2 separate regions of the Homo sapiens genome follow, and region 2 is linked to region 1. Evidence: read pairs that join two places in POLR2A ChIA-PET (ENCODE). Cell type or tissue: HepG2. All regions are shown on one strand. Links, peaks and the distances in the headings refer to the core of each region. The heading gives the core; the rest is flanking DNA. Region 1 overlaps ACSS3 (acyl-CoA synthetase short chain family member 3). Region 2 overlaps ACSS3 (acyl-CoA synthetase short chain family member 3).

Region 1 (16,708 bases), core at 9,234-11,733:
CTGATAGCTCTTCATTATGAATGAATGTTGAATTTATTAAACAACTTTTTCTACATCAATTAATATGATTATATAATTTTTCTGTAGCCTATTAATATGGTAGATTACCTTGATTAATTTTCAGATATTGAAGCAGCCTTGTACCTCTGGAATAAATTCCACTTGGTCACAGTGTATAATTCATTTTATAGATTGCTGAATTGTTGAATTCAAAATATTTGCTAATATTTTGTCAAGAATTCTTGTATCTATATGTTTATGAAGGACATTAGTTTGTAGTATTTTTTTTTGTCGTTGACTTTTTATTAGGGCAATACAAGCTTCATTAAATGATAAGGAGAGTGTTCCCTCCTCTTCTATTTTCTGAAAGAGACTGTGAAGAAATGGTATTGATTCTCCCTTAAACATTAGTAGATGGCACATGGAATACAGAAATACCAGCCACCTGCCTCCTCTTCTATTTTAAACATTGGTAGAATTTTCCAGTAAAACCATCTGTGTCTGGAGATTTCTTGTTGGGAGTCTATTTAATTACATATTGGATTTTCTTAATAGTAATAAGGCTATTCTAGTAATTTATTTCTCATTTGGTGAGTTTATGGTTTTTGAGGAATTAGTCTATTTCATCTTCATCTAAGTTGTCAAATTTATGTGTGTTGAATTTCTCATAGTATTCCCCTATTACACTTTTGATGTCTGCAGCGTCTTTAGTGATATCTACTGTTTCACATGTGGTACTGGTAATTTGTGTCTTCTGTCTCTTTTCTTTGCTAGGCTTGTAGAGGTTTGTCCATTTCATTTATCTTTTCAAAGAAATAGTTCTTTTTCATTAATTTTCTATGTTTTTATGTTTTCAATGTTATTGATTCCTGCTTTTACCTTTATTATTCCTTCCTGGTTTTAGGTATATTTTGTTCCTCTTTTCCTAGGATCTTGAGATAGGAGCTTATATTCTTGATTTGAGAGTTTTCCTCTTTTCTAGTATATCCATTTAGTGCTATAAATTTCCCTCTCAGAACTGCCTTAGTTGTGTCCTCCAAAATTTTATATGATGTACTTTCTTTTTCAATCAGTTTGAGATATATACACCCAGAGACGTGTGTGTGTGTGTGTGTGTGGGGTGTGTGTGTGTGTGTGTGTGTTTTCCTGGATATTTCCTATTTGACCTATGGATTATTTATTTAGAAGTATATTGATTAGATTCCAATTGTTTGGGGATTTTCCTGTTAACTCTTTTTAATTTTTAGTTTGAAAATACTGTGGTCTTAAAATAGACTTTGCATGACTTCAAATATTTTTAAATTAGTTGAAGTTTGTTTCGTGGCCCAGGTTTTCGTTTATCTTGGTAATTATTCTGTGGGCATTTAAAAAGAATGTGTATTCTGCTGCTGTCGAGAATAGTTTTCTATGAATGTCAATTAAATCTTGTTGGTTGATGATGTCAAGTTTTTCTACATCTTCACTGACTTTCTGTCTGTTGTTTTATCAATATTAAGAGAGAAGTGTATCTAATGATAACCTGAAATATGTAACTGGAATGTATAGGCACACATCATATCAGAAGCCAAAACATAGAATGGACATAAGTCAACATGACATATTTGTGCATGAGCTGAATATCAGCCCTGAATACATGTCAAGAGGCATGGAAAAAAGAGGACACTTTTGATAAGTACTGAATAAGTAGATTCAACAAACTGTAATGACCAGCAGAGTGTGAGATGCAAGGAAAATGAACTTAAGAATCACTTGCAGATTCTCAGTTTGCATTACTGCATGAATGGAGGTAACATTAACAGAAACACAGAGTGCACTGAAGGAAATATGGTTTGCAGGGTGGGGTGGAGATACAGAACTCAGTTCATGTCATCTTGGGCATAAGATGTGCACAGACTATTCAGAGATGTCTAACAATAGGTTAGTACTCAGCAGGAAAGGCAGATATAAAAAGGGGATTTAGAAGCCATGATTTAATTAATGATCCTCAAATATAAACTGCTTGGAGATTATCCAGGAAACGTAAGCAGAATAAGAAAATAGAGCAAAGACTATGATCCTGCTAAACTCTAATGTTAAGGACCAAAGTGAAAGAAACAAAGAGAAGAAAAGAAGAACAAGCTGTCAGGATGGAAGAAAGAAAACGAGGAGTAGAGTATAATTTAGTTCCACAAGTATTTATTAATTGTGTAGTGTGTGCTATGCACTGTGCTGTGAAACTGGCTTTTATCCTCTTCGAGATGATACCCTCTTCTAGACATAAATGTATCATTTCAGTATAGTGTGGCCAGCTCAGTGACAGACATATGCTCGAAAGCAACGGGACCACAAAAAGGGGCACTGCACACAGCCCAAGAACGTGAGAGAAAACTTTCAAGAAATTATAACATCTAAGCAGAGTCTACAAGGAGAGTAGGAGTTAACCAAGAAAGGAAAGACAGGAGGAAAGTCACACCAGAAAAAAGAAACAACATGAACATTAGCCAAAGAGCCTGGAGCTCAAGAGAGAGGAAAGGATCACCTAAAGGAATGGTCTGCAGGGCTGAACTCTAGTAAGAGAAAAAATAAAATCAGATTAAACAAGGCCCTTTGACTTTGTCACTTATGAAGTCACTGGTGACCCCTGCTGCAGCAGCTTCTATGAAATGATGTGAACATAAATCAGACTACGGTGAGATGAGGAATAACTGAAACAATATGAGGTTCAGGAATCTGGGCAGGATATTTTTTCAAGGAATTTAGTGGAGAAGAAAATAAAGATGGCATAGTTGAAGCAGGCAAAGGTCTAAAAGACTTGGTTTTGTGACCAGAGAAAGTCAAAGACATTTATAAGTTGTAGAAAACAAGCCAGAGGGCAGAGAAAAGGTTTTAAATAGTAGCTTACTTCAGTCAATTATTCACACAACAAATATTTATAGAGCATCTACACTCTTCTTGAGCAAATCATTCCAACATAGAAACAAACAACCCTCCATCACAGTGTTAATATCATGTTTCAAATAAACTTGAGAAACAATAAAAGCCCATGGTAAATAGCGCAAAATATGTATGTATCTCAATTCTAAAGCAGCTTAATGCTTATAACCAAAAATATGTTAGCATCTTTGGCTTTGTCATATTTATGTAAGCAATGCCACAATTCAAAATAACTATTCAGTGTAGAGGTTTATTTTGTTTACTTCAAGAGAAATAATTTTTTAAATTAAAAACATTATATTGCAAAGACAATGGTACAAAATGTTTTCTCAAGATTATTTTGTTTTAATTATTACAAATACCTAAATGCACATTCAGTATGCAAGATATAAAAGCACTATACAAAAGCTGCAGAGTAGTATATGAATTCCCAAATGCATATCAAGTCCGCAAGATATAAAAGCATGATACAAAAGTGTAGAGTAGTATATGATGGTTTAATACTTGTGTCAAAGTCTACCTTAATATTTCTTAGCATTCAGAGACAGAAAATCAGCCAGCTAAAAATGAAAGAACACAAATAGCCTTTAAGTGATGATGAGGCCTGGAGTATTCCAGAAAGATTGAGAATGGCCTCTCATGTTTTCAAATTCATTGACTTGCAGAAATTTAAGAGTGCAAATTAACTTGAAATCACTTAATACTATTCTCCACACCCCACATATAAAATTCCCTTTACTTCACAATCCTTGTCTGGTATTGACAGAACACTTATGTGAGAGAGAGCCTTATATTTGAGAAGTTGTCCATTTGTTCTACTGCCAAGCATTTAAGTTTGTCTCTGATTATTCCCAAAATATAACCCTCTGTAACTCCGCATTCAAGACTACATAATTTATATGTAGCAACTTTTTAAACATCAAAATATACTTATAATATCTGCACTTTAAGTGTATTATTTGTCAGACTAGCCATTCCCAATTTCTTCACCTTTTTTTTTTTTTTTTGAGATGGAGTCTCACTCTGTCGCCCAGGCTGGAGTGCAGCTGCATGATCTCAGCTCACTGCAACCTCTACCTCCCAGGTTCAAGTGATTCTCCTGCCTCAGCCTCCTGAGTAGCTGGGATTACAGGCATGCACCACCAGGTCTGGCTATTTTTTGCATTTTTAGTACAGACAGGGCTTCACCATGTTTGGCAGGCTGGTCTCGAACTCCTGACCTCAAGTGATCCACCTGCCTCGGCCTCCCAAAGTGCTGGGATTATAGGCATAAGCCAACATGCCCAGCCCACCTCTTTCTTGTATACATTATTTCCATGCTACTCCCTTTTTTCAGATGCTTTCTAGTAATTTAGTGATTTTTTTTATCATCTCAATTAAACTGAATACAAATTTTCAAATGTGGAAGAGTAAAGTAAGATTACATCATTGCACATGGTAAGTATTTTTTAAAAACAGTCCTACCAACAGCTTATGTTTAAGTTATGGATGTTATAATACCCAGAGATTTGGCTACATAAACTACAACTAACCCAAGTTTTCCCTATTTCATTTCTGTATTTTTTAATTTAAATATAGAACTGTAAATATTTATGTATTTTTCCATCTTGTTAAATTTGTCCCAAAAGTCCAAGGCCATTTTGAATGATAATTTAGCAAACTACCATATTAGTTATCCCTCCAAGACTTTGATCTTCTACAGATCTGATAGGTATGTTTTCTAAGTCTTTATACAAGACATTGATAAAGTTAAATGGAATAGGCATATGAAGTAAATTTCCTATATGCAAAGAAATCTTATTCCTAGGTGACACTGATATATTCATCGAATTTTTAAACAGTTATTTATTCAGGTATAAATCTGGTCAGTCTATATTCCTATGTCTTATACACAGAGCTTTATTAGAAACCAAGGAAAGTATTTATTTAAAATTGAGACAACATGACTTTGGAAATCCATTAATCCTATGAAAATAAAAAAGGTGAATCTACATTGCTTGTTTTATGATAACTATTTTCTAGGACTCTAAAATCAGTATCAGTTTGCCAATAATTTCTAGAAATGTTAGGGATAGATATAAAGCTTGTTTTTGTATGTTCTTCAGAATTTAATTCTGACTGTTCAACAAAATTTAAATAACAGGCTAATATTTCCTACATATCCTTTTCCCTTTCAAAATTATATTTTTAACTGGAAGAAGATATAATAATGTCCCCTGTCCCCACCCCAATTTTTCTGATCCTACTCAGGACTGCTTCATGAAAAGTTTTAATAAAATAAATATCATTTATATGTGGTATTAACTTTACTTTATTACCTCATATAAAACTGTTGTGTTCCCATGAAGAAGAGGTCCATAGCAGATATAGGAATGTCCAACAACCCAGCCTAAGTCAGAAGCTGCCCACCACACCTAAAAAATAAGATAATAAAATGAATATATTTTATTCAGAGAATGTCATGTAATGTAAATTTAAAACCACGATTACCTCTCCGGGTTGAAGTCCGTATATGGAAGACATTGACCAGTGTAGCATGACAGCGTATCCCCCAGTGGGCCTAATCACACCCTAAGGAGAGAAAAAGTGAAATTAAAATCAATAAACAATGTGTAAAAACACTCTCTATCTTCATAGCATCCACTTTAAAAGTTCCTGGTCAAAAGTATTTTATATATTAGCTACAAGTTACTTTGGCTTTTATAAAATTATCTTTGAATCATTATTTCTTTGGGTCCTTCAATAGTCAACACAAAATAATTTGTCCTCATTAGTGCCATTTTTAGAATCCATTCTCACATAACATTATTAGTCTTCTAAAGAAAACATGATTTCACAAAATTACATGCAATACAAACTTTTCTAATGGCACCACACATTATCAACACTACATTTTCAGACATATTTCCAGAACAAAATTTAATGCGAAGAAAGGTAAAATGTAGTTATACACCTCAAATGCAGACTAACATAAGGACCTCTATTTCTTAAGATGATTAAATAATAATAGCTGCTTGGAGGAAACAAAGTCATATTCTAACTGGAATCTCATTACAACGCTTCACTGAGGATCATGCAAGCACACTTTAAAGCTGAGCAATTCTTTAGTTATGAACTCTAGAACTCTTAGGGCTGAATTCCAGTGAGTTGAATCTAAGGTTAAAAAATTTGTCTTATATTGCATTTTGGGCAAAAGTAGGGATCATTATATCATTGTAGTAAAGTTTTCACAAATCAGTTTCAAATAGCTCTCCCCAACACTGGGACCATATTCAACCTAAATGAAAGATTAATATTTGAACACTGGGTATAAATGTCACCATAAATAAGAACTAATGGAAAATTTAATAATTAAGTTCATTTATTGTTTTAAAAAACATTAATCATCATTGGCCCAATAAGACATAACTGAGTGAATACTCAGAATGAGTAGGTGAACACCTGCTAAGAGATAGAAGGTATATTCCATTCACATGTATTTTGAAGCATCTTTTAGTACAACAATTATAACTGCTCTTATGCAAAAAAAATTGTTTTTTATGAAAGGGCAAACATGGATCTAATCAATAACTGTGCTATTAGTTATGCTTTTTAGCATAGCTCTGCACCTTAACACACATACACAAATCAGGAAAATGAAACAGAAATTGACTTTCCGTTAGTTACTAACATTGCTGCTCTCCTCAGGTGCCACTAATAAAACATAGGCATCATGCTGTGGAACATTATTTTATTCACCTGTAACAACACCTGGTCTCTTAGCAAATATCAGATGCAGTGTTGTTGGTATTTGAGAGCTATTTTCTAGATTGTATGACATGGTTAGCATGCAGCTGGCCCTGTTGATCTCCATGGGAACATTAGAAATTCTAAGCCCCCTGCCAGTAGGCTTTACACGTGCACCTTCCCATGTAAACGAAACAGTTATTTTTCCACTGTATCCTATCCTATCGTCCATGCACTTTGCTAGTTTGTTCTATTGAGAAGATCTTTTCCTATGGCTCAACAGATTGATGAATCTGATATTAATCAATTTGCAAACACTTTATAAAAACTATTCATTTTACAGACTAGAAAAAGTAGCTTTTGTAGACAATATGCTGTCCATGTGTTATGACAGATGGTGATACTTAATATCAGTAATAATTTCAATTAAACATGTTTTAAAATTTTCTCTCCATCCTACATGTCCCTGCATTTAGAACCCATTTTTATCAGTAACTCTAAACATTATTAAAACTAGGTAAATGTTTAGACCATATGGTACAGAGGGTAAGATGCATTGACTAGAAATGATGACCAGAAATAAAAGGTAAGGGAAGACATAACTGAGTAGTAATTCAATTGTAAAACCTGAAACATAAATGTAAAGGATAAGTTGACAAATTTCTATTTACCTCTCAGATGAGTACTTCTTCAAACGACATTTACCAATGTCACTTTGTCTGTAAATTAGTGAATACTTAAACCCATCTGACCAAAAAAAAGAGACTTAAAAATGAGAACATGCGTGAAAAAGCATTAAAAGTTGTAAAGACTAAAATTTAAAATTTCATTAACAATATTATTTCCTTGGTTCTAGCAATTATTGCTTTTTATTTTACCCTGTGCTCCTATCAGTCAAAAGGCATAAATGTCAAAATAATTAGAGGTTGCCGTCAAAGATTCTCATTTAAAACAATTAAAATGAAGCTGAAGGAGTGAGAAGAGCCGTAATTTCTGTTTTTCGTTAGTCTTTGATACCCACTTACTTTTATTTTTTAAAGAATGAGTATAAAAATTTTAATCAAGCATCTTTTTACCATTTATTAATCTAGACTCTAGATCTGCAATTTGGTCTTGCCTCTCAAATGCTCAGATAATACAGTTTCAAATTTCTGAGTATTTGATATGGTGCAGAAAAAAGAAATGCATGGTTTCATATTCTCCAGGTTCACGTTTTGTAAGAGGTTTGAAAGTATAAAAAACACGAAGGTTACATTTCAAGAGAATTTCTTTAGCATAAATATTAATTTGTAACAAAAATAAGATGATAAAGCATTTTTGTTTCCTGTTTATAATCACATTTTCCAGGTAATGATAATTAAAATGCAAAAGAGAAACACCATTCAGCCTCTGAAAACACATAAATTATGCTCCAGAAAACAAACCATTATACTATAACTAAGCAAATTTAGTTGTAAACTAAAAATAGCACTTTTACAGTATATCTGAATATGAAGTAAAAATACTCAATACCAGTGCTTACCCCTAAAACACAAACCTTCTTCATTTTAGTCTTTCGAATCTCTATTATTTATTATTACCTTCTATATGCACTTTCTTTTTTTTCCTTTGAGATGGAGTCTTGCTCTGTCACCCAGGCTGGAGTGCAGTGGCACGATCTTGCTCACTACAACCTCCGCCTCCCAGGTTCAAGCGATTCTCCTGCCTCAGCCTCTCGAGTAGCTGGGACTACAGGACTACAGAGGCATGCCACCAGGCTCAGCTAATTTTTTTTTTTTTTTTTTTTTTTTTAGTAGAGGCAGGGTTTCACCGTGCTAGCCAGGATGGTCTCGATCTCCAGACCTCGTGATCTGCCCGCCTCGGCCTTCCAAAGTGCTGGGATTACAGGCATGATGCACTGCGCCTGGCCTCTCTATGTACTTATACTCTACCTACCTTAAAAGTAAAGTCACTAGATGATCTCATATATTCTCATAAAAACCCTGTAACCTGCCAATATGCTGTTCCGATCTTTTGGTAGGATCAGTCATAATTCTTAAAGATGTCTGCGGAACTTGAAAAATATCCAGATGGGACTAGCACTCTGTGCCCTGAATAAAGACATGAAAGTGAATCCTATCTCAGACATAGCAATGGAAGCAATATGAAGGTGCTCTCTTTTGGGAGTGGGGGACAAATACAATGTTTATGGTGTTTAAAAAATCCAATCAGTGCAAGTAAAAGTAAAGGGTGAATGTTAGTTACTCAGAAATAGGACCACAAAGTTATCACAGATAGTTCTTTATAATTTCCAGCTTACTGAGCTACTTTTGAAGACAAGTAAACTCACAGATTGTCATAAATGGGGCTATTAAAGTAAAACAGAAAACATGTTGGTGTAAATGTTGTGTGCAGTTTTGGCTGCCACAACTTGAAAAAGAAAAATGCAATTGTAACAATAGGTGTTGTAGAAGAGGAGGGAAGCCTGAAGTGTGTGGTAAGATTAAGAATTTGGGATTCTTCATTGTAAAAATATAAGTTTTTTTTTTTAATGGTCTTTAAATATCTGACAGGCAAATCCCAAAATACTGAGAGTAGAAAAGCTTAGAGTACATGACAAAACTTCCTATTTCCTACATTAAGTCCCTCTATCATTTATTTTGTAATAAAGAATCATACAAGGCAAATATATATATATATTTACATATGTAAAATGTCTATTCACATACACACATGTAAACATATGCATGTATCCATGCATGTGTACATATTTATATGCTTATGTATATGTATGTATACATATATATATACATGTGTGCGTTTGTGTGTGTGTGTGTGTGTGTATCAATTCAGCCTGACAAGAAACAATAAAGGGGGAAAATAAATTTTATTTGAAGGAAAGAAAAGAAACCCATCACCAGATGATGGCAGGCGTCAGAGAAAAAAAATGAATGGTTCTGATTGTTTAAAAGATCTAACACGTCAGCACTAAACCTTGTTTTGACAGTGGTTTGACAGATGGCATCCCCTTTTTCTAGAGTAAGCCTCCACCCCTTTTCTAAACCTGATGAACTCCAATGTCTTCACCAGGAGTACTTCAAGACATTGCAAAAATACCACCTCTTCTGGGAAGTTTCACCCCATCCTGTTATTTGTGTCAAATGTCTTTCAGGTCCTCTTTCACAGCCCTCAGGGCCTGCAAACCTCATCAGAGGACTGATATCCCCACCTAGTGCTGTGCCTTCTCCACCACTTTGAGCACAGTGAGGACAACATCTTTGTATCTTCAGCACAGTGTCTGGGATAGAATAGGCATTTAATACATTTGTTGACTGTCTAAATGAGTGAACAGTTTAGTGTATAAACCCGTGTGAACAATGCAATTATTTCAACAAACACTCTTTGTTCAGGAGAAACCCTTGACACTTGTAGAACTTAGTGAATCTTGAATCTTCTTAGAAGGCATAAAAAGTTTCTATTCGGGATATTTCATCAAACATGAAATATCTTGATACAGGTTTTCAGATGATTCTGAAGCTATGTCCATGGAGGATATTTTGGCAGTTGTATAATTTTTTTGTCGATCTGAACAACTGTGAGCTAAGGGGCAAGGGTGCAACCAGTTCAGCACTTTAACTGCAAGAGCGTACCACAGATCAAACAAAAAAGTTCACTGCTGTTTTTTATTTGACTTTCACTCTTTTTTTTTTCTGGGGCAGGAAGTAAGTGCCCATCAGGACAAAAGGCCTTATCTACCACTTTCTTGTCATGCTTTCTTTTCAATCTTTTCCTTTTGATTTCTTTCCCCCTGTTCTCTTTTGACACTGAACATTTTTCCTTTTTATATTATCATGATCCCTTTATGATATCAAACTGAACAAGATAAATATTATAATCACTAAATCTCCCATACCTAAAAGGACATCTGATCCAGATGAGGGATTCTTTTATCATGTAGTGCTTTGAACTATCTCAAATATAGGCACCCAGACCAAACAGAATAGAAGCCCACAACAAAACAGAAATGTATGCAAAGAAGCTCACATGTGGTTGCTGGAATATTTACAGCAGCTAACAGATTAACCTGTCATACAGCAACTTGACAACTCCAGGGTTGGCAAATGCTGATATGCAAATATGCTTTAAATGTATCTACAAATTCTAACCAAAGAACAGACTGCCTTATGTGTGTTTTATATTTGAGAAACAAGCATTTTTAGGCAGAAGAGTTTTATGAGCTCACAACATTATTTTTCCTCATGAAGATCAAGGATTGAGGAAACAAACCATATGATGACATCATATTTATATCTAAATGCTCCATTAATGCATGTGTGTTTATTTTTCCTATACTTACATTCTGTGGATCCCATATTAAGATTTTAGGTACTATTAATCCTGATTATACCTATGAAAAATGAAACGAGAATTGTATGAATAAGGAGGTGTCCAAGAAGCTGGCTTACTAGAGAAGTAAGAGATCATTCAACAAATATTCTGCTCTACCTGGGTCAAATTTTAATGTTAGTGCTACAGTGGATCCAAAAAGGATAATGTATATTCTAAGACCTCAGAGAACATTCATTGTTATAAAAGTAAATAAATAAAAACTAATATGTATAAGACAGGTTAAAATAAGTGCCATAAAAACTAATATCTATAAGATAGGTTAAAATAAGTGCCATGAAGGTCTGTTGGTAATGTAAAATTTAAAGCAATTTCAACCCTAAAGTCCACTGGAAGGAAGAGGGACCTAAAGAGATAACTACCTTCTTTTGCCATTCTGTATGTGTTAACTTTGCAAAGCCCACTCACGCACACAATTTAATCACCAGTCCTGTACCCCAGTGACCTACAAGGGTCTATCTCCAACCCCATATGTGTAACTCTTGGGCTCAGACTCTCATCACCAACTCTTGACTGGGCATCTTCATGTTAAATGTCCTGAAGACACATCATGATGAGTATGTCAAAGACTTTTAGTTTCCCTAGCCTCCAACCATCCTTCTGATTCTATTTCAGTGAATATTCAAAAGCACCCTCATATGTTCTCAAAGTCTTAGACTCCTAACTTTGAACCAAATCTGATTCCTCCCTGTTAAGCATGCTGTCCTATGTAAAGTCCCAAACTAATTAAACAGCCTGAAAACTAATTTCTTTGTCTCCATTGTGTGTAGTCACCTATCTTCCCAACTAAAGGATCACCTTCTATCTTGCATCACCTATGTTCATACCTAGTTCAATCTCACTAGACTAGAAGGACTGTACTTTACTCATAGTTGTATCTGTTGAGCACTCAATACAAATACATTATATTGAGTCAAATTCACTGTGATGCAGAAATCTCCACACAATTCAAGCCCTCTCAAATTTATTGAAATAGATTGTCTCAGGATGGTACATTAGGAGGAAAATGAGGATGATAGAAATATCAAAGGATCTTCCATTTAGGCATTGAAAGGAATCCAGAAAAGAACCTCTCAGAGAAAACCTGGGCCGGGCGCAGTGGCTCATGCCTGTAATCCCAGCACTTTGGGAGGCCGAGGCGGGTGGATCACGAGGTCAGGAGATTAGGACCATCCTGGCTAACACAGTGAAACCCCATCTCTACTAAAAATACAAAAAAAAAAAAAAAAAAAAAATTAGCCAGGCGTGGTGGCGGGCGCCTGTAGTCCCAGCTACTCGGGGGGCTAAGGCACGAGAATGGCGTGAACCCGGGAGGTGGAGCTTGCAGTGAGCCGAGATCGCGCCACTGCACTCCAGCCTGGGCAACAGAGGGAGACTGTCTCAAAAAAAAAAAAAAAAAGAAAAGAAAAAAAAGAAAACCTGGAATAGCTAGGGTCCATCCTTATTTGGAACCACTTTTCAATATAATGCTCTGTGTATTGCTTTTATTTGATTTCTACTACACTGGCAAGTCAGCTTTTAATTTCTGAAAACCTTTTCTTCTGCCCCTCCCATAAGATCCCATTCCAGGTCACAGTGAATTTCAGTGACTTAAAGTCTTGAGGTAGCACAAATGTTTTTATAAGATTTCTTCAGGCTTTTAAGAAACTAAATTTTTTAAAAATTAAGTTATACTGTGTTTTCAGGGTCAGGAGTTTTCTCTCAGTTGATACTTTTATATTAGATCATAACTTTGCTGAGTCCCCTCTTATTTTATAGCCAAATGTTCAGTTGGACTCCAGGTGGCTAGTGTGCAAGGCAGAACTGGAAAAAGTGGAGGTTGAGAATTATGTCGAGCAGATTATATGGCATGCTTCAATAAATAAATCTTCCAATCTTCAATATGCAGAAATATTTTTCAAGTCACTAGAGTTGCAACAAAATCATAAGGCTTCAATTCTACAATGAAACAAATATCTTCATGTGCATGCATCTACGTATGAATTCAACAAAAATTTATTGAGCACCAACTACATACAGCACAATGGTAGACCAAAATATACTAAAACATAACCTGTGTCCTCAGAGAGAATATATTACCCTACCAAAAGTGTTCCTTTTCACAAGCAAGGTTTATATGGAACATCTTAAATTTCCTTTTAAAAAGCTAACTAATCAAATAGAACCACTATTCTAAGAAGATTAAGAAATGAAGTTTTCAGAACACTGATGCTATAGCAATCTAACAGTAATAAAGAAGCCACTGTCCTCAAGGAAGAGAATGATTATGAAAGTCCCGTCCCCTACTAAAATTCTACAATTCAATGAATATTAAACCACCTAATAAAGATGAGTAAGGAAAATGATACTGTTATCTTTTATAAGGGTCTATGAAGAAACAGTGTTATTTGGAGATACCAGGCAAAAGTGGTATTTGTTGCTATTTGACGCATCAATGAATATTGATGCTTTCAACTTTGCTTTGTAAAAACACATTTCATGGTAAACAGATTTAAAAATCCTTGAGTGTCTTCCATGCTGTAAATCAAATAGTTCAATACTTTGGATAAATTGCCTCTGTTCAAACTGCCTAGGCCAATTCTCAAAATCACATTCATAATAAATAATTGAATTCCCCTAGATCAAAAAATCAATTCTATACTGCATGAAACTTATACCTCAATCTAAAAGAATAAAAATATTTTATTTAAAATATATTTTTATATAATGTTATTAAACCAACTGATATTCAATTAAACATCTACTAAAGCAATTGTATATTTCTAGCATTTGAGACAATTCTGGAAGAAATGAGAGCAAAATATTTGATGTTAAATAATAAATGTTTTTATATTTAGCACTAAACACAAAATCTCTTTAAGATATGGAGTAACTGTGTCAGGTGAGATCACGCCACTGCACTCCAGACTGGGCACAGGAAAAAAAAATAAAAGCAAATGAAGTAACTCTCTAAACTTCAAAGTAAAGTCTGCAAACATTTCCAGTCAGTGATCAAACATTCTTGGTGCAAAGTAAATCTACTGCTATAGATAGTTATCTCTAAGAGAGTGAGTACCTTAGGTAACCCCGTTGTGCCAGATGTGTAAAGAATATACAGTGGGTGTTCTGAAAGAACAGGAACACAGTCATGTGACTGGGCTTTTGCCATCTCTTCATCCCAATCAAGGTCACGACCGGGAGCCAAAGGAACCGCCTCCTACACAGCAAAAATATAAGAATATGTACTGTAATAAGGAGATTAAATCAAGAGAACAAAAAGTAGCTAAATCTATTTAAGTCTGAGCATCTGACTGAAAATCTAGGCCTATATGGCACTGAACATCAGATTTATGACTAAAAAGTTCAAGTTCATGATTTAACATAAATGTTTATAAAAAGTCCAAAAGTTTTATATTCACTTCAACTAAACTGACAAAAAAGCATGTTTCATTTAAATCTAGAGATATCCTTTAGAAATTCAGTATAATGCAGTAATGTTTCCATCAACACTCATGGCTTAAATAACGTTTCATGTTTTTATAGATGTATGTACACTAATAACTTTATAAACTAATTTTTATTTTTCATAGCCTATTTATTTTATTTTGCATTTATTATCTTTACAATGATGTGTCAACTAAGCTATTAAAATTTCTCTTCATACAATGGCCTTTAGGAGTAATACCACAGCTACCTTTCCAAATAAGAAAACATTAATTCTTCTTCAGGAGTAGGGAAGAATTCTACTATTCCTTTTTGAAGACTAAAATCCAGTTTTGAAATTTAGTCAGAGTCTGTGATATATCTAAAATACAATCCAAGTTTTCCTCCTTCTAGTAAACTTTGTGATAATAGAGTCATGAGTTAAACAGATACTCCTTTAAAGAAATTAAATAGTCTTTTTTAAAAACAGTGACAATGAAATGGCCAGATGGGTGAAAAGCAGGGAAGTGGCTGATGGAAAAGTTACTCTGATGGGGAATTACAGCTATTTAAGTAGAGTTAATGCCCATTAAAAGCCTAGTTTTTTTCTTAGATGTTAGCTGAGCTCAAGATCACACATCAGGAAGTTTATAATTGGCGAACATGTTAGCACAAGCACAAGCAAAGTTATATAACACTCAATGAAAGTTAATGAGATCTACTATCTAGAGATGTATGTAACCATTTCATTAAAGTGATTCCTGAGATAAGCCCAAAGATTGAAAAATTTAGAAAAGACAAGCCACTTCCATTTTCTAAGCTGCTTAATACATTAATCAGGGTTGTAAAAACTGTTCATATATTTAAATAGGTACATTTACCAATTAATACTTCAATATAATATCACAAATATGATGCCTGTATGAATATGATACCTGTATGAATAAACACATTTATAGCTAACACATTTATAGCTGAATCGAAGACCCTGTATCAAGTTGAAGTTTCAGGCCAAACTGCTTTCTCCAGCCCCACTCTGATAGGTACTGGCTCTGCCATTTAGATAAATAAAATAGTTGACTATGACCAAATCATACGTTTCCATTTCTATTTATACAATGGATAAAAGCAACTAATTGCAAATTATCAAACTTTTGACAACACAGAGATCTATAAAAATCATCACACTGCAAAATACAAACATCAAATTGAGGATCACAAAAATAATTACAGGTTGATAATTTTGATAGGACTCTAATGAAATTAGGACTTCAATAAATGGTTATTCTTCAGGCTAAGAAACAGAGGTATGTGCAAAGGAGATCTGAGAAACAGAGGAAAAAAAACACTTTCACATATATGCATTTACTTCTATAGATATGTCTTTCCTAATTCTTATAATTCTTAAAAGGCGGTATTGGGAGAGCATAGGGGTGATTGATGCAATATCCTTTGATTCCATCATTGTTTGCCTGAGGCTTAGGTGTGGCAGCCAAGTTTTTACCTCCTCTTACAAAAATGCAATCCTGGTTAATAAGACACACCACTGAGCCTCATAATTTGTGTCTCTCTAAATTCAAAGCAAAGCCATTCCACTGGGCTTAGTTACTGCCAAAACAGCAGGTCTAATAGAAAGAACAAGAGATTTCTACAGCCCTCATCTATATCACAATAGAGGAAAGGGCCTGCAGAAAAAGAGAGAAGCTGAGAAAGTAAGCTAGTTATTGGAGGGGAGCAGGCAGTTAATCTCTATTAAGAAGAAAAGAGAAGAGACTTGCACATATCCAATGTGTTTATAGTGAAAGAAATAGCATATATCTTGTTGGTTACAAATCATTAAACTGGAGTTTAAATCCTGGTTCTGCCACTTAGTAGCCGTGACTTTGGGCTATGACCTCTCCATTACTCAGTTTCTTTATCTCCAAAATAAGGCTAGAAACAGCATGTATTTCATTTGTTTGTTAGAATTAAATAAGAAAAAATATTTGGAAGTACTTAGCATTGGGCCTAGAACTTAGAACATCATAAGTTCTGAACAAATTACATGTTCAGCACTTATATACTGTAAGTATATGTAATGTAAACAGCACACATATACTCACATATGCATACATTGTGTGTGTGTTCCTGCCATTCCTCTAAACTGTTCTTACCCAAAGCCTTCTATATTACTGATTTTGCATTGCCTGATTTAAACAGCAAAGAAGCTTTTTTAAAAAAAGTGCTTGAGGTCTTCTGAAAGAAACTTAAAATTCTTCTTCAAGATCATAAGAACATTAAA
Region 2 (16,708 bases), core at 7,945-10,444, 61 kb after region 1:
GAGGAAAATGCAGGAAAAACCAATAAGTTAAGTAAAAGGACATAGGATTTGGTTTAATCTAAAAAGGTAGAAAATGTAAAATGATAATTAGATTAATATTAAGGTTCAAAGTAAAAGATAAAAACATTTAGGTTTCAAAGCATAAGTATATTAAATTCAAATACAGTGCTAATAACATAAACTTAAAAGTAGAGTTTTTAAAGGAAAGCATGCTTCATCAGTCAGTCCTTTTCATAACACTTTAGGGACTCTCTTAGGAACAGTGGTCCCCAGTCAACCAATTCAGAAATGTCATGATGAGCTGGCAAAGAACCAAACTCCAAATGAGAGCAGGTTCCTAGAAACCAGACCTACAATCCAGAATGCCCCCAGGGCCACAAGTGGGTAACTTTGAAGAAACCTCAGAGTTATCCAGAGAACCAGGAGGGAGTGGAATGGAGGGTGTACTCTGCCTAATGACAGCTAGTATTTGTTGGAAAAAACAGAAGCATGTATTCCTGATGATAACAATAATGAAATGATGAACAAAGAAGGAAATGAGGAGAAGGAGAAGAAAGAGAAAGAGCAGCAGCAGCACGATGCAGGGGAGGAGGACCCCAACTAGCTGACCTGGTGTTAATGTTGCTCTGGTTAAGGAGAAATGGGAGGAAGACAGGAGAGCAATAGACAAGGATTGAAATTAATGTTTTCTAAACCTGAGAACTTTAGGACTATACATTTTTTCATTTTTTCATATTACATCTTTATCTTAACTATCCATTTCTTTCTCTTTCAGCTTATAACTCATGCAAAACAACATGCTGCAATGTTCTGATGAAATGCTCCTCTACAGTCGAGGCTCCCAGAAGGCAGAGAGCATATTCATTAACTCATTCTGCTCAACACTTAGCTCATGTCCATGGAGAGATGTTGAATATGAGCTCCTATTAAAAAGAGGGAATACAATCAATCATTTGAGAATGTCCAAAAAGAACTTTTCCTTTCCATCGAGCCTTACAAATTATTCTAAGATTGTTTCTGTAAATACCATGTAATTGGGAGAGATACACAGGGAGCGTCAATTGTGTCTGTAATGTTTTACTGCTTATGATAAAAAGATCTGAAACTAATGTGACAAAATACTAAGATTTCACAGAATTCAGTGTTGAGTGTCCTCTAAGTTATTATCTTTATTCTTCAAATATTTCATAAGGAAAAAGATGGTGGGAACTTACAATATTTATTATTTTTTTGGAGAATGGCTGGATAATATACATTGAAATCTGCTAAGAATTTACCAGAAGGAAGGAAAGAGAAACACACACACACACACACACACACACAGAGAGAGAGACAGAGAGAGAGAGAGAGGAAAAAAAAATATATCCTTGGAATGCCAAGCCCAAAGATGCAAGTCTATCTGCCGATTTATAAAAGCAAATAAAGAGAAACCATCTAAATGCCAATATGAAAGGATTAGGAAATATTTATATATTCACCCAATATGTTAAATATTCTGTATACATTAAAAATAATGAATTAGAAAAATGGAAAAAACACTTCTTACAAGTGAAAAAAAATGAGCTACCAAATAATATGGATGGATAGTACAATTCCATTTCTCTATAAGAACAGAAATAGAGATCCAGGGAGTCAAACAGATTGACAGACATAGATTCTTGATTTTTTAAAGGCATAACATCTACACATAAAATATAAATAAATAAGTGCAAAAACTGGTGAATCTGAATAAGACCTATAGCTTAGTTCATTGCATTATGCCAATGACAATTTTGATTTTAATAATGTACTATAGTTATGTAAGATGTTATTACTGGGGGAAGCTGGATTATGGATACAAATGAACTCTTTGCATTATTTTTGCAACTTCTTGTAAGTCTATAATTATTTCCAAAAAAAAAACACTGAAGGGAACTATACCTAATATAGCAAGATATTTGACTTTCCTGCATTTACCTAATTAAAATGTAAAGTAATACCTATTTTTACAGTGGGAAAAAAGGCATAAACCTACACTTTAATCAGAATTCTTTTTTTTTTTTTGGTGGCGGTGGGGACAGAGTGTCGCTCTGTCATCCAGGCTGGAGTGTGCATTGGTGCAGTCTCGGCTCACTGCAACCTCCATCTCCCAGGTTCAAGCGATTCTCCTGCCTCAGCCTCCTGAGTAGCTGAGACAACAGGCATGAGCCACCATGCCTGTCTAATTTTTTTGTATTTTTCAGTAGAGATGGGGTCTCACCATGTTGGTCAGTATGGTCTCGAACTCCTGACCCCAATTGATCCGCTTACCTTGGCCTCACAAAGTGCTAGGATTACAGCCGTGAGCCACTGCGTCTGGCTCAGAATTATTTCTGAATAAATAAATGCCAGTGAAAGTAATTTAAACATAAGTCTCAATCCTAGGCCTTGCATTTATAAAACCTCTCCCTTGATAATTAAATCACACTACATCTCCATCTAATGTCCAACCTATACCTTGCACCCAAAAAAAAACCTTAAACACACAGACACAAACATAACCTAGACATAGCCTCAAAGATAAATCCAACTACACTAAATAGACACCATTGGACATAACTTTAATGCTAAGCAAAACATAAAACTTTTATCCTTTTTTTCCTAGCCTTATACTCAAAATAATCTGAGAACAATGTTACGAAGTACATCTTTATTATATTTTTGTCAATTACCCCACTATCTCCAACCACATTCCTAGATGAAACGTTTCCCATTAACATTTTGATAATTTGAAACGTGAATACAGTGCAGCCTGCTCAATTATCGAAGATCTCATTATCTAGCTGGTGCTAAGAAACCCATTATCTCCCTTTATTCTCTCTTTTCTGATTTGTCTTTCCCTTGCCTTCCTGCTTGTTTTCACCTCCAACAAAAAATGAGAGGCTGCACAAAGGGATAAAATTAAAATTAGTTGTTTTTTTAATCTATTAAAGGATTCATTAGTTAGAAAATGGCCACTGTTCACCAAAATGGAACGCTATGTGCTCTAGTTTTTCACACCTCAACAATCAAAGGCAATTCAGAGTAGAACTGATTGTAGAATAAAATGGATTTTGTTACTCTTATTTTCAGAAAATAATAACTAGATAATCCATATCACTTGTTATTACTCTTCTTTTATTGAACAGGAAAACGAATGCTATTTTACTATAAGCAAAATGCCCTTTTTCCTCGCTTGATGTGTAACATTGTTTTTTAGAGTTAAACTCTATCTGGACTCTCATCTTGCACCTGGAATAGTGCCTGGTCCATAGAGGTCATTCAGTAAATATTGGATGAATGAACAAAATAAAGAAGAAACAAATGCATTAACAAATGAATAAACTCCAGGGCTAAAAAACAAAATAAAACCCACTTTTATAAATATAAAAGGCTAACAAACATATATGTGTATGTATATATTTATGTATGCACAGCTCGTTTTTAAATCTGTAACACTGGTATTATGAGGATAAGATAGGATTAATTGGGGAGGAAACGTGACACAATGAGAAACTGATACACTCTCAAGCATAGTAAGTCTGTTTTTTCATCCTAGATCTGCTATCTCTGCATGGCAAGTGAGCATTAGCAAGTTACTTAACTTTCCTTAAATTCTTGAGAACTCAGGATGCTTTTAAGAAGTTAAATTACTATGGTAAAAGGTGATGCTGTTATTATGTACCAACATGTTTTGTATCCTGTAACATTTTAACATACACATACACAGGTATGCACACTTAGAGTAAAATCATCTTTTAGAATTTAAGAGATTTTGATCTAAGAGTGGTATTATACGATTTCCATCAAATACTGTCTTTGAAATATTTAATTTTTTAAAACCCTCCTTATTAAAGTATTTTTTACTAATGATAAACTTGAAAATTAATATTTTTATAAATTAAGTAAACCAAGGTAAGAGAAAATTTCATCAAATTAGGTCTACTAAGCCTGTAATTACAAATTACATTTTCAGACTGCTCTTGAAATATTCTAGCGAAGTAAAACGATGCTCATGCTAGACATATGTAGGAGATCTTGAGCAGTCAAGACCCAATATTTTTAAATAATAATAAAATCAGTTTTATATTTTTTCTAAAATTCAAGCTTTTAACAGATCAAGATAGGCTTTTACTCTAATATATTAAAATTTTATCATAATTTATGATAACATAAATGCATTCTAATTCAACATTTTTATATGATTGCTATCACTTTTTCATTCTGTGATTTTAATTTTCTTAACATATTTACTAAAAGATGACAATCTGATAACATAATATCAACCCAACTCTTAATCTGAGATCCTTGGAATCTCATATGTGCCTAAGAGGCAACTTTTCCAGTTCATTCTCATATAGGAACAGTCAGCCCTCCATATCCACAGGTTACACATGCACAGATTCAACCAACCGTGAATCAAAAATATTTGAGAAAAATTAATTTTAAATAACAATATAATAATTAAAAAATACAAATTTGAAAAATACAGTATACCAATTATTTACATAGCACTTAATTGTTTTAGGTATTACAAGTAATCTAAAGATTATTTAAAGTATATGGGAGCATGTGCATAGGTTATATGCAAATATTACACTATTTTATATAAGGGATTTGAGCATCTGCAGATTTTGGTATCTGCAGGGAGTGGGTGGTGTTCTGGAACCAATCCCCCACATAGGTGAAGTATTTCCCTACCTTCCCTACTTGCAGTATATATGTATTTGTCTTGATAAATGGAAACCCATGGATTATAAAATATCCTCTACTACAGCTTAAGGATCAATGAATGAGCTAAGGAGAGGCAAAGGAAGCCAACTGCCTCAAAATAAAGCTTAGACCCAAAGCTTAGATGACAAAACTTCAAACTCTTTGGTTCCTTGATAGAGGATTTGTGGATTATTTGAGGTTCTGATTGGATAGATGATTCAGGTAGTATCTACCTGCAATTTATATAAAAAATCAGATTTAGGAGATGGATTAGAAGGTAAATCTGTATATGGTGAAGTTTTTAATGTCAGTTCAACTGATATATACAGAAGGCTTTGTGCATTCTGCTGCGAAGATCACAAATGTAATTTAGACCTGAACCCTACTCTCCTATTACTGAGTGGTGATGTGTCAAATTATTGGTAGAAGTATCAATAGAGCATGAGCTCACATAATAGATGTGAAGTGACAAAATGTAGATGAGCATTGAGCATTTTTGCCAAATTTGCTTAAAAGAAAACAAGATTGAAATGCTTTTTAGGAAAGAACCACTAAAGGTTTTAAGATAAAATCCCTAGAGACATTGAAAGGCGACGAAATCAAAAAGACATGTGCAAGTTGGCTCTGGGAAAACAGTGAGGACTTACATTTCTCTAAGATAAGAGGAGAGTGGAAAACACACAGAAACACAGAGAACAAATAAAGCAAAGGGAAGTTAAATCCCGATTAACATTTTTAAGAATGCTACATTGCTCTCATGCTTTTTCACTCTCTAGGTTCTGCTATGTAAAACAGAAGGTAGAGAGCATAATTACAACTTATAACTGAAATTAGGCTCTACAGTGTGACCCAACTGGGTTGAAAAAACTAAGTCCACCACTGTATAACTTCGGACAAGCCACTTATCTTTCTGTGCATTTGTTTACAGTATTATAAAAATGCATTATAAGAGTTGTTGGGAAGATTCAAAGAGATAATATACATATAGTGATTAGCATAGGGCCCAACACAAATCAAATTCTTCATAATTAGTACCAAAACAGCAGTACTATAGTCTTTGCCATTGTCATTGTTTTGTTATTATTACTATCACCATTATCATTATTGACGATAATACATCAGGTTACAGAAAGGAATGACTCAGTAACAAGCTAGAGAATAATCACATGTTAGTTTCCTTCTCATTCTATTACAGACTCTGCACATATATTTTTGACTCATCCCATAAACACTCAAAGGAAGCATTTAACATTTTTAGATCATTTGTTTTCCAAAGTTTGGCAATATCTATGGAATAACACAGGTGAGAGACACAACTCATTGACCTTGCACTGGATTCCTAAAAAATGGGATATTATTAGAACTAAGGGAGCCAGTTGCAATGCAATTTCCAAGAAATATATCTCTGCACTTAACATATGCCATTAATCAAGGTTTCTCCACCTGCATATCTTCTGCTTGAAAATGCAGAAGGGAATTAGGATCAAGATAAAAAAGAATGAAAGAAAAATAAAAAGAAATAGTACACATCAACGTATTTAAAAGTAAATAAAACCAACAACTTAACATATAAAGAAATCCTATTTTTTTATTGAGAGGTTGGAGGAGTAAATTTCCAAGTGTTCATAATTAGACAAATTAATTAGGCTATTTATCATGTTCTTATAAAAATAACATTAAAGCATACTATAAGCAATGAATAATGTGGTCATTATAGATTTTCCTTAAGCCAGAAAATCAACAGAGTAGTTTTAAGGAAGAGATTAATATTGCTTTCTATTGTCCAGGAAACATTTCTAAAGAAGCTGTCAACTCATTTAAAGCTCCCTTCCTCCCACCTTTAGGACTGTCATACACAATAAAAAATTAAAAGTTTATTTTTTCAAAGAACAGCTATTTTTTATTCCATATCTAGAATGTTTTTGAGATGTAGACCCAAACTTTAAAAACTCTTCTTATATCACTATTTAAAAAGAAAAGTAAAAACTTTAAACGGTTTCAGAGGAGAAGAGTTAAAAAATTTTTAAAAATCTAAAATTAATTGAGACTATTTTCAACAAGCAATAGAATATATTTAGGAGCACAGATGCTAAATTCAGCCAGCCTGGGTTGAAATCTTAGCTCTGCTATTTACTAGTTTTATAAGTTTAGGCAAGTTTCTTAAGAAACTGTATTTCCAAACCCTTTAAACAAGAATAAAAATTGGCCCTGCCTCACAGAGTTGTTATAAATATTAAACAAATTAAAACACTTAGTATTGTATCTAGCGCATACTATGGAGACAATAAAAAGCTTAGTTGTTAGCTGTTTTCATAACAGCTGTTTTTATGATAACAGATAATAAAAAGGTTAGCTATTTTATGATATACCTGACAATGTTTATGTACTTTAGCAGACTAAATTATCCCAACAGTCATAAAGTTATTATTTACCCCTCAATCAGTAAGGACAGGCTGGATTATGCCATACGGTAACGATTGCAAAATCTCAGTAACTTGCAAAAATAAATGTTTATTTCTCACTCACGCCACTCCATTGTGGGTTCAGGTAGACTCCCCAAAACATTGTCATCTATACGTTTTTGCTTAGCAATCCAAACTGCTTCTATTCTACATGTACTTCCAAATGGCCATGGTAGATGAGAAAGAACTAAGAATTGAAGCTCTGGCAATTAACTAAGTGAAAAGCCTTGCTCCTCTTATTGCAGTGGCCAAAGCTAATCGCATAATCACGTATATGTGGGGAAGACCAATCTTCCTACATATTAGCAGAAGAGAACAGACGAGAAAAGAAACAACACAAAAAATAGTAATACCCATCACAGTATGCATTTTATAATTCTTCCGTATTATAATTATTTGGACCAAGATACTGTTCAAAGAGTAGAGCCAAGATTTTGAACCAGAAATCAGTTTGTTTTCTCCACTAACTAATTCTCAATACTTTTTCCTCCTAACCACCAAAATTAGGGTATCCAACAAATCCCATTGATAAGAGTGGCAAATTTCATCTGTACTTAAGGAGGGAGAGTTGGGAGGGAGAGTTAGAGGAAGGCACAGTCTAGGTATTTGTGGTTTATTATAGAAAAATACTTGCCTCTCAATTGAAAATCAATGGAATTCTATGAAAATAAGAAAAAATGTATGGAGAGAATGCAAAGTGAGATTAGCGCAAAAGTGGACTTTTCTAAGCTCCCATGCACTCATTAGATTAAAGTTATTTAGCAAATGGACAATAATACGGAGTGACTAATTTTTTTTTTAGTCTTACTAAATTTTTCTACAGATATCTATACTGGCCAGATCTACAGTAGAAATTAAGCATTCTTTTTCTTCCTCCTTCTTTTCTTCTTCTTCTCTTCCTCTTTCCTCCTTCCTCCTCCTCCTGCTCTTCTTCTTCTCCTGCTCCTTCTTCTTCATCTTACCAAATTTATTTTACTTAACTGCTGCATCCACTTAGCAATGACACCTTGAAAGATTATACTTGGCAAGTGTTGTTATTCTACCATAAACACCTTAAGAGAAGGTATTCCTATTGTCCAGAGTCAGGTCATAAGTCAAAGACCTACAGACTTTAATTGCTTTCCTCCCTCTTAAGGCAATTAATGTTTTAAATTATTAAAGCCATATAATTAAACTCTGTCCCTCTCTAATTTAGTATTTGAAAGACCTTCTGTTTTTTACTATCCTCGTATTTCCAATTGGACTCCTTCAAACTCAAAATTCACAAATTTTAATTTTCCTAAGATATTATAAAAATAATACCTATCCTTTCTATGCACTGTTCCTTACCTCATTCAACTAAAACACTGACAAAAACAAATATAATTAATACCTTTAATATAACAAGTTCCCTATCCACGTAGTTTAGATAAAGGATTTGAGCTCCACATTCACATATACTTGAAACTGTAATTTAGAGAGGTTATTACATTCATATATATAATTGCAAAGATTCATTAGCCTCCTACACATTTTTCTTACAAATGTCACACCACAGTGGAAAGCAATGATCTCCCTCATGGAGTTGCAGCTTGTTGCTTATGAAAGTAGAATAAAAAAAAATAAAAAGAAGAAGAAGAACAAGCAAACAACTTCAACCACTGGATTTTTTTTGTCCTTTCAACTAATACTATATGTGGCATGACAAAAGAAAAGTAAGCCACCTTTCAGGCGGTGATAAGAGTGTGGATTTTCCCCCAACACCTAGTAGTTGATCAGTCACAGCCGATTGAATTTCCATTGTTCATTGATTGCGCCATTTGCCAGGCAATCCATCCTTGCTTATGTAATTGCAGCATTCCTGTAGTTCACTCTGTTCTGTCCTGAAGGTTCAGCAGCATGACAGGCTGAGAAAATTAGATACGGCACAGTACCAAGCTGCTGACCTTCAGAATATAAAATAAGGCCCATCTTTTAAAACTGGTCTTTCTTGATGAGGTTATTTTGAGAGGCCTTATTTCTAACAGGCAATTTTTCATGCCAAGCAGATACCTTCTTAAAATATTTTTAAATCTATAAAATAATGATGATTTTATATTTTAAATATACCTTTACTGTGTACAACGCTATGAATAAATTCATTTAATTTAGAGTTTGTCAAAAGGAGAAAAATTCTTCCTCTTTATATAACACTCTCACCTTCAAACCAGAATTAAATGTAATTTTAAAAATATCTGACAAATACTGAATTTCCCAAACAGTTTAATGTAGCTGAGCATTTGTTTGCCAAAGAGCCAAAGTTCAATAGGGGGATTAAATTGCTTTCTGGATACATAAAATCCCCATTATATTTGTATTTATTTTCCTTTGAAGCAATCTCAAACTCACAGAAAATTTGCGATTACAAGATAAAGTACTTTTTTTTTCCCTTTGAAACATTTACTGACATGATGCCCAAGAACCCTAGAATAATTTAATATGTAATTGTTATAAATAAGGACATTCTTCTAGAGAACGATACTATAACCATCAACTTCAGGAAACTAATATTGACACATTACCACCATCCAATCCTGAAATCCTGTTCTGGCTTCTTACTTGTCCTCAAAAATATCAATTATGGTGAAAATATTCAGAAACTACCTTTTGCATTTAATTCATATCTCTTTGGTCTCCTTCAATTTAGTAGCCAAAAATCTTTTTCAGGTTGGCCAAGATTTGGCAACCTGCCTTCGGAACAGTTCCCTTGATATTTGGAGGAAAAGATTCTGGGCTTAGCCACTGGAGCTATTAATACTAACCCAGGTCTAGCCTCTGCTAACTAGCTGTGTGGCCTTAAGATTCAATTCCCTCATATGTAGAAAAGGCATGATAATACTAACTTTGCAGCATCTGGGGAAGGAATAAATGGAAATATGTGACTCTACTGTATAGTTGATAGTTCAGAGAAAGGACTCAACAAATATTCATTATCTTTTCCCTTTTCAGCTGCTTCCTTATCCTCCCTGTCAGACTCACAAACAAATATTGAGATATTTAGCTCACTAGAATCACTGTAGTATTTAAAAAGAACAAACAGATCTACTGAGTACTCTTTATACCAATTCTGAGACTTTTGCAACCTGTTTCTTTCAGTAACTTGTAGCAGCAAAAGCAAAAAATTAACATAAGAAACCACACAAAGTTCAACTTGCAAAAACAAGGAGTCCTGTTGAGCAGTAGGCTTCAAAACAAGCAAAATTCCCTTCATTCCTATTTCATAATTTCTTCACTTCTGCATTTAAACATAGATTTCTTCTTAAAGGGAGGAGAGGAAATAAGGAATGAGGAAGAAACTTATTTTACTTGACCCAGATACCACCATACTGCCATATATTATCCTGTTTCATCTTCCTGTCACTGTCGAATATCCTCATGGAATGTTTTTGCCTATACCAGTTCACTCTGTAATGTGCTATTCTGGCTTTGGCCCTTATCTCACCATTGATATCATATTATAGAAAGTCATCAAGAATCTCTGAGTCACAGCAGATATTTTTTTGATTTTCAATAGCCTCAAAGCATCTCTAGAGCCCTTGACCACTATTTTTATCTTTTCTCTCCTTTACAATGCATGACACTAGAATATCTTGCTCTTTCTTTTCCTCTTTCTTTGAATGTCTCATCCATTTCCATAGTTTTTTTTTCTCCCACTTTTTCCCAAAGTTCAGTCCTTACTATTTTCCTCTTCTCTTCCCTTTCTTTCTCTCTTTCACTTCAACTTTCATAAGCTTCTACCTCTCACCTCTTTAAGATTTATACTAAAATCTATAATTCTACATCAAGTTCTCTCCCAGTTTTCAGCCTCGTAACTTTAATTGCCCCATCAATTCCTCATCTGGACATTTAAGTCAGATTCTTACAGTTACCATGTCTTTACTTCCCTGCATCCCGCTGCCAAAAAGTCACTATGTGTAATTTAATTTTTATTCCTGAAGTTCCTCTCTTTCTACACCTCCTGCTATTACCCTAGTTCATTAGTCACATTATTTTATGTTCTCATTACTCCATGTTTCCCAATATCCCTCATTTCCCAACCTACCAAGAAATATTGAAATCTGAAGTCAAACTTGGCTTCTGATAATACTTTCATCCTATCACCTTCTTAACAAAATGTTTCCATGGATCATTACTGCCTTACGAGGCACTGCAAACAAAAATGATCACAATGGAAAAGTTAATGGCTGGGACAGGCAAAGTATAATGCAATAGGGGTGAGGACAGTGAATAACAAACAAGCACATGCACCATTTAAAGGATCAGCAGCTGCTCAGTTCCAGCCGAGTGTTGCTGTGCAGGAATACTGACCCATCGCCGACAGACATTCCGGGTTTTTGTTGTTGTTCTTGTTTGTTTTTTTGAGACAGAGTCTCACTCTGTCACCAGGCTGGAGTGCAGTGGCACAATCTTGGCTCTGACTCCCTAGATCAAGCGATTCTCCTGCCTCAGTCTCCCAAGTAGCTAGGATTACCGGTGTGTGCCACCACATCCAGCTAATTTTTGTATTTTTAGTAGATATGGGGTTTCACCATGTTGGCCAGGATGGTCTGGATCTCCTGACGTCGTCATCTGCCTGCCTCAGCCTCCCAAAGTGCTGAGATTACATGCGTGAGCTGCTGCGCCCTGCCCATTTTTTCTTCTTTAAAGAGGAGACCAAGGGCCAGGCACGGTGGCTCATGCCTGTAATCCCAGCACTTTGGGAGGCCGAGGTGAGCGGATCACGAGGTCAGGAGTTCGAGACTAGCCTGGCCAACATGGTGAAACCCCAAATCTACTAAAAAAAAGTACAAAAATCAGTTGGGTGTGGTGGTGCACATCTGTAATCCCAGTTACTTGGGAGGCTGAGGCAGGAGAAATGGTTGAAGCGGGGAGATGGAGGTTGCAGTGAGCAGAGATCATGCCATTGCACTCCAGGCTGGGTGACAGAGTGAGACTCCGTCTCAAAAGAAAAAAAAAAAAGACCAAAAGCTGAATTTTTTACAGGAAATTTAGATTTTTATATTCCAATATTTAAATGCCAACAAATTAAACAAACAAAACTTGTAGGTCAAACAAAGCCTACCTGCAGGCTTTCAGCCCTGCTGTGACCTAAGAAGTAAATGCAAATGCCTTAGCTTGCTACTCCAAGCCTTTTAAAAGCAGGCTGAAACTATTTTCTGAAAGTAAGTCCCAGCAACTCAGACAAGCCACTAAAAGCCAGCTGGTCTACTATAACTATCCTCTAAGGACACTTGGCTTTTCTTACCTCTATGTTTTTGTCATCTTGTTCCCTGAACATAAATGACTTTCCTCCTAAGTCCTACTTTAAGATTCACTCTAAATGCTACCGCTTCCCCTCAAAACTTATTGGACCACATTAGCTCACGGGAGTATTTCTTTCATATTCCAAAGATAATCATATCTAGTTGTATGTGTCAGGGACAGTCCTAGGCACTTTACAAGCTTCTCTCACCCAATTTAATCCTTAGAAATAGATACCGTCATGATTCTAATTTTGCAAATAAAGGTATTGAAGCTTTCTCAGAGTAAGCGGCAAAGCTACGGTTGAACTCAAGCCTGTATTGACCCAGTGAAGAAGAAGGAATAGGAAATTTACATTTTGGTCATGTATTACCTGACAGGTATTATATGCCAGGAAAAAATTTAAAAATCCTTAACATAACTCAAAAGACCATTCACGATATGGCTCTCTCCTTCCATCTCAAGATAATTTTCTGTCATTTCTTAAGTCCCAACCGAGTAAACCTTCTTTAAGTTTCTGGAACTTACTAAACATGTCTACCTCATGGCCTTTGCATATGCTATTTTCTTTCCCTGGAATGTTCCTCCCCACTTCTCACATGTCTAACTCCTACTCATTTTGATCTCAGTTTAAACATCATTTCCTCTAGACCCCTCTCATGATCCTTCTAAAGAAGACAGTATCATATCCCCCAATAAAGGCTGGATTACCTAGCATCTACTGCAACTCTAAATAGTGTTCATCATGTTGAAAACCAGATATGCATGTTCTCACTTATAAGTGGGAGCTAAACACTGGAGACATACAGATATAAAGATGGGAACAATAGACACTGGGGATTCCAAAAGGCAAGGAAGGAGAGAGGAGGCCAGGGTCGAAAACCTACCAGGTACCGTGTTTACTATCTGGGTGATGAGTTCAATGGAAGCCCAAATCTTAACATCACACAATATGTCCATATAACAAACCTGCACATGTACCCCTGCATCTAAAATTTAAAATTAGTCTCTTTTGTAATAATTTAATGCATGTCTTTCACGCTGCTGTGTGGTGAGTTCCTTCACTATCTCTTTCATCATTTTCTCTGTACTGTACATGCAGTGGGTGAATGATTGATGTCCTTTAATTCTTAAAAGCCATTTTAAGACTTGGCAGGATTAAACAACCTTAATCTCAGCTAGTAAGGAATTCAGATCCTGCATGTTGAGAAACCCACAGTATCTTGACTACAGAAATGTTAGCCAAGCTTAAGTTATTTTCTAATAATCTGCATTTAGTTAGTCTTTTCCTTTTTGGTTTATAGTCACTGTTAATACATATTGATTTCTAAACAAATGGTATATGAGAATCCTATCATTGAATGTTGTTTAAATAAAAGTAAACTAAAATTGGATTGCAATGCTTCCATAGAAAGAGATAAATTGATGGCCCAGAGAGTCAACCACAATATATAATAGAAAAGTGAATTGACTAATCCTTCAGAGAGTGGCAGCTGGATTTCAATTTCAGGACAGGCAGCAGGATGTCTATCCGGAGAAAATAACCAGAAACTTCCACTTTGTTGTTCCAGGACTGAAGAAATTACTATGATTGCAGTTCTCCACTGAAGTCTCTCTAATAGAGACTTTATTACCCAAAGAGCCAGGTGTTAACAATATGGAGTAACCACCAAACTGTGAGGAGAAGCAATCACGTATAAACCCCTAAAGCACCTACCTGTAATTTGGATTTGTTTTTTGAAGGTCTTAGAAATTACAGGACTGGAAATGCATTTAATAGAGTCATTCACTACAATGGAAGTTCCCTTCCATATATCGCCCTTAAAGATTTATTCTCCATGTCTATATTACTGCATGCATAGAATATTGCACAGCTTATGTCATTGTGAAAGCTAATATGCAATACTATTTATATGCTGAGACTTTTGATAAGCCTGTGGGTTCTGAGGGGAGTTTACTTTTGTGAACAACAAACAGACAAGCTTATAATGAAGAATCGCTCTTGCCTCTGGGAAGCCGAAGGGCATCAGAGACTGTGACTACACATATGCCAGCTCCACAGAGGAGAGAACAATTAGCTATAGCAATCTCGCCTTGTTTTGCTTAAGCACTTGGCTGTCAATATCTCCCTTCTCCAGATCCCAGCTTCAAAGAAAGTAAGTAAAGCTCCTTCACACCAAATTGTGCCTAAATCCACTTATCACCTCCCAAAGAGGTGTCTTGTTTTATAGCAACAAAAATCATCAAAGCTATGTATCCAGTTAGTTGACTCTCACTTTAAAAATTTATATGCCAGCTCTGCCTTAGATCTTGCGGATATAAAGCCAAACAAAATAAAAGTAAATTCAGTCTGCCCTTCTGTTTGGCTTTGTGGAAATTTGCTAACCAATCAGGACTATCTTCATTTAGGTATCCAATGCAGTCATAGATTCAAATTGAAACTACTGACTAACTGAAATTTAAGATTGGTCTCCTACGTCTACTTCCCTCCCAACCCTGCTTGCCCAACCAGAATTCTTTTAAGATTGAATCGCACTGCTGAAATAAATAGAGTCAAAGTTTTATCACTTCTTCACTTTGATTTTCTGGGCATGAGTTCAAGACTGAAAAGATAAAGAATTCAGATACGGTGTTATCAAATTGTGATCTATAAAAATATAGTGACCCTTTCACAAAATTTCTCATTAAACACATCTTATACACACCATTTAAAAAAATGTAGACAAGCAACTAGATATTACAAAGAAAAAGCAAATTATTGAAAAGGAAATCTCCTGGTCTTAAGCTCTACTTGCTGGGACATTGACACTCACTTCCAAAGCTCTCTCCTGGGCCTTTGCTGATCCCTAATTGTCCTCTCGAATCACTCCAATCTGTCCTTTCTCCTCCATTCTTATTGCCACTGCCTTAGGTCTGGCCCTCACTGTTTTTCATTTAGAATATACCTGTGGCTTCTTAACTGAATTCTCTGCACATTAGTTTTATAATGGAGATGGCCACATAAAATCATTTATAGTACCATATTTTATGACAGATATTTGTACACAGAACTTTGAGAAACAGTGATGCAATAATCTCTGTGCTTTCATCTGAGGAATACTAGGAGAGTTTCCTGCTCCTAAGATAATTATGGTCTGAGAATACAAAGAGAGCTATTCTTCCTCTAACATGTATAGGGTCTAGTGTATAAAGACATAGTCTTCATCCTTTACTAAGTTAAGCCTCCAATTATTTCCATATTTGCATTTCAGGAAAGTGAAACACAGAGAGATTAAGTCACTTGACTGTGAACACACAGTCAGTAACTGTGAGAAGCCAAACTCAGACCAGGTAGTCTGGCCCCAGAGTCCATGCTTTTAATCTTTATGACTTCTAGAAAGCAGGGACTAGGTTTTACTCATTGTTGAACACCCAGTGTCTTGTTCACTGTCTGGCACAGAAAAGAGGACCGATCAAATACTATTGAAAAAATAATTGATAGGAAGGGGCAAGGTGCTCAGATTCTAAAGGGAACACCATGTCATCCCCACACACTTTTGAGAGGACTGGGCATGGTGGAGACACAGAACAGGCTCTAGCCAATTCCATTCCAGATTTCTTGCTCTGACCACAGAGCCATTCGTCCACTGCAAACCTGACCATATCATTCCCCTCATCTCATTGCTGAGCAGTGTTTTTCAAACTTTTACAGGAAACATCCTCTCTAATGGCTGGCAGATGAGAGCAATCACACCCCCAGAGGGCAGACACATAAGGAGCCACACTCTAAGAGTATCACTGACTGTGCTTCACCCTCAGTATCTTAGCAAGCTTGATATTTATTCTACAATGTGTCTGCGTTTGTTGTAACGCAAAAAAAATCATGCTTATAACTTCTTATAATTCCAACTCCAGGTGGAAGACTTTACTCCTACCATGACTTCTAACATCACCTGGCCTATATCTATCTGTATTCTTTCTGGGTACCCCATACTGCAGCTTCATATACACAACAGGCCTATGGATCTGATCCAAGCTACTTAGCACAGTACATAAATCCCTTCCGGACCCAGCCCCTGACTCACCACTTCCCCTCCCACCTCTCCAGCCAACACAATCATTGGCAGTCACTGTCTCAGTCACAGTTCAAGCTGTTGTTCACCTCTAGAACTTTGATAATTAGGGCCTTGTCGACTTCGAGAAGACATACCCATCCTTCCAAACCCTTATGGGGTGCGATTTTATTGAAGTCTTTTCTTAACCCTCCCTCCCCATAGTAGGAGGATACTTAGTTATAA

The links. Peaks named below come from ENCODE experiments on the same cell type or tissue, not always from the same donor. Only the 100,000 strongest peaks of a DNase experiment are listed, where the experiment ranks them.
Region 2: POLR2A ChIA-PET joins it to region 1 with 7 read pairs; 3 of 35 experiments call an interaction of 5 or more read pairs at or near these places.

The regions. Positions count from the first base shown.
Region 1 is chr12:81,140,620-81,157,327 of GRCh38, reverse strand. ACSS3 (acyl-CoA synthetase short chain family member 3) reads right to left here. Exons shown (of 16, transcript NM_024560.4): 5 at 14,081-14,221; 6 at 5,404-5,484; 7 at 5,232-5,327. Among named protein-coding and RNA genes, the nearest start is that of MIR4699, 9.4 kb to the left of the region's middle. In HepG2, for the core only: a CTCF peak has its summit at 9,847; DNase peaks (open chromatin) are centred at 10,287 and 10,657.
Region 2 is chr12:81,078,800-81,095,507 of GRCh38, reverse strand. All of the region lies in intron 1 of ACSS3 (acyl-CoA synthetase short chain family member 3), which reads right to left. ACSS3-AS1 (ACSS3 antisense RNA 1) reads left to right here. Exons shown (of 5, transcript XR_007063390.1): 5 at 776-1,710. Among named protein-coding and RNA genes, the nearest start is that of ACSS3, 9.1 kb to the right of the region's middle. RefSeq lists enhancers at 1-4, 8,652-9,279. In HepG2, for the core only: no CTCF peak of the experiment used is centred there; DNase peaks (open chromatin) are centred at 8,997 and 9,467; H3K4me3 peaks cover 1,459 bases.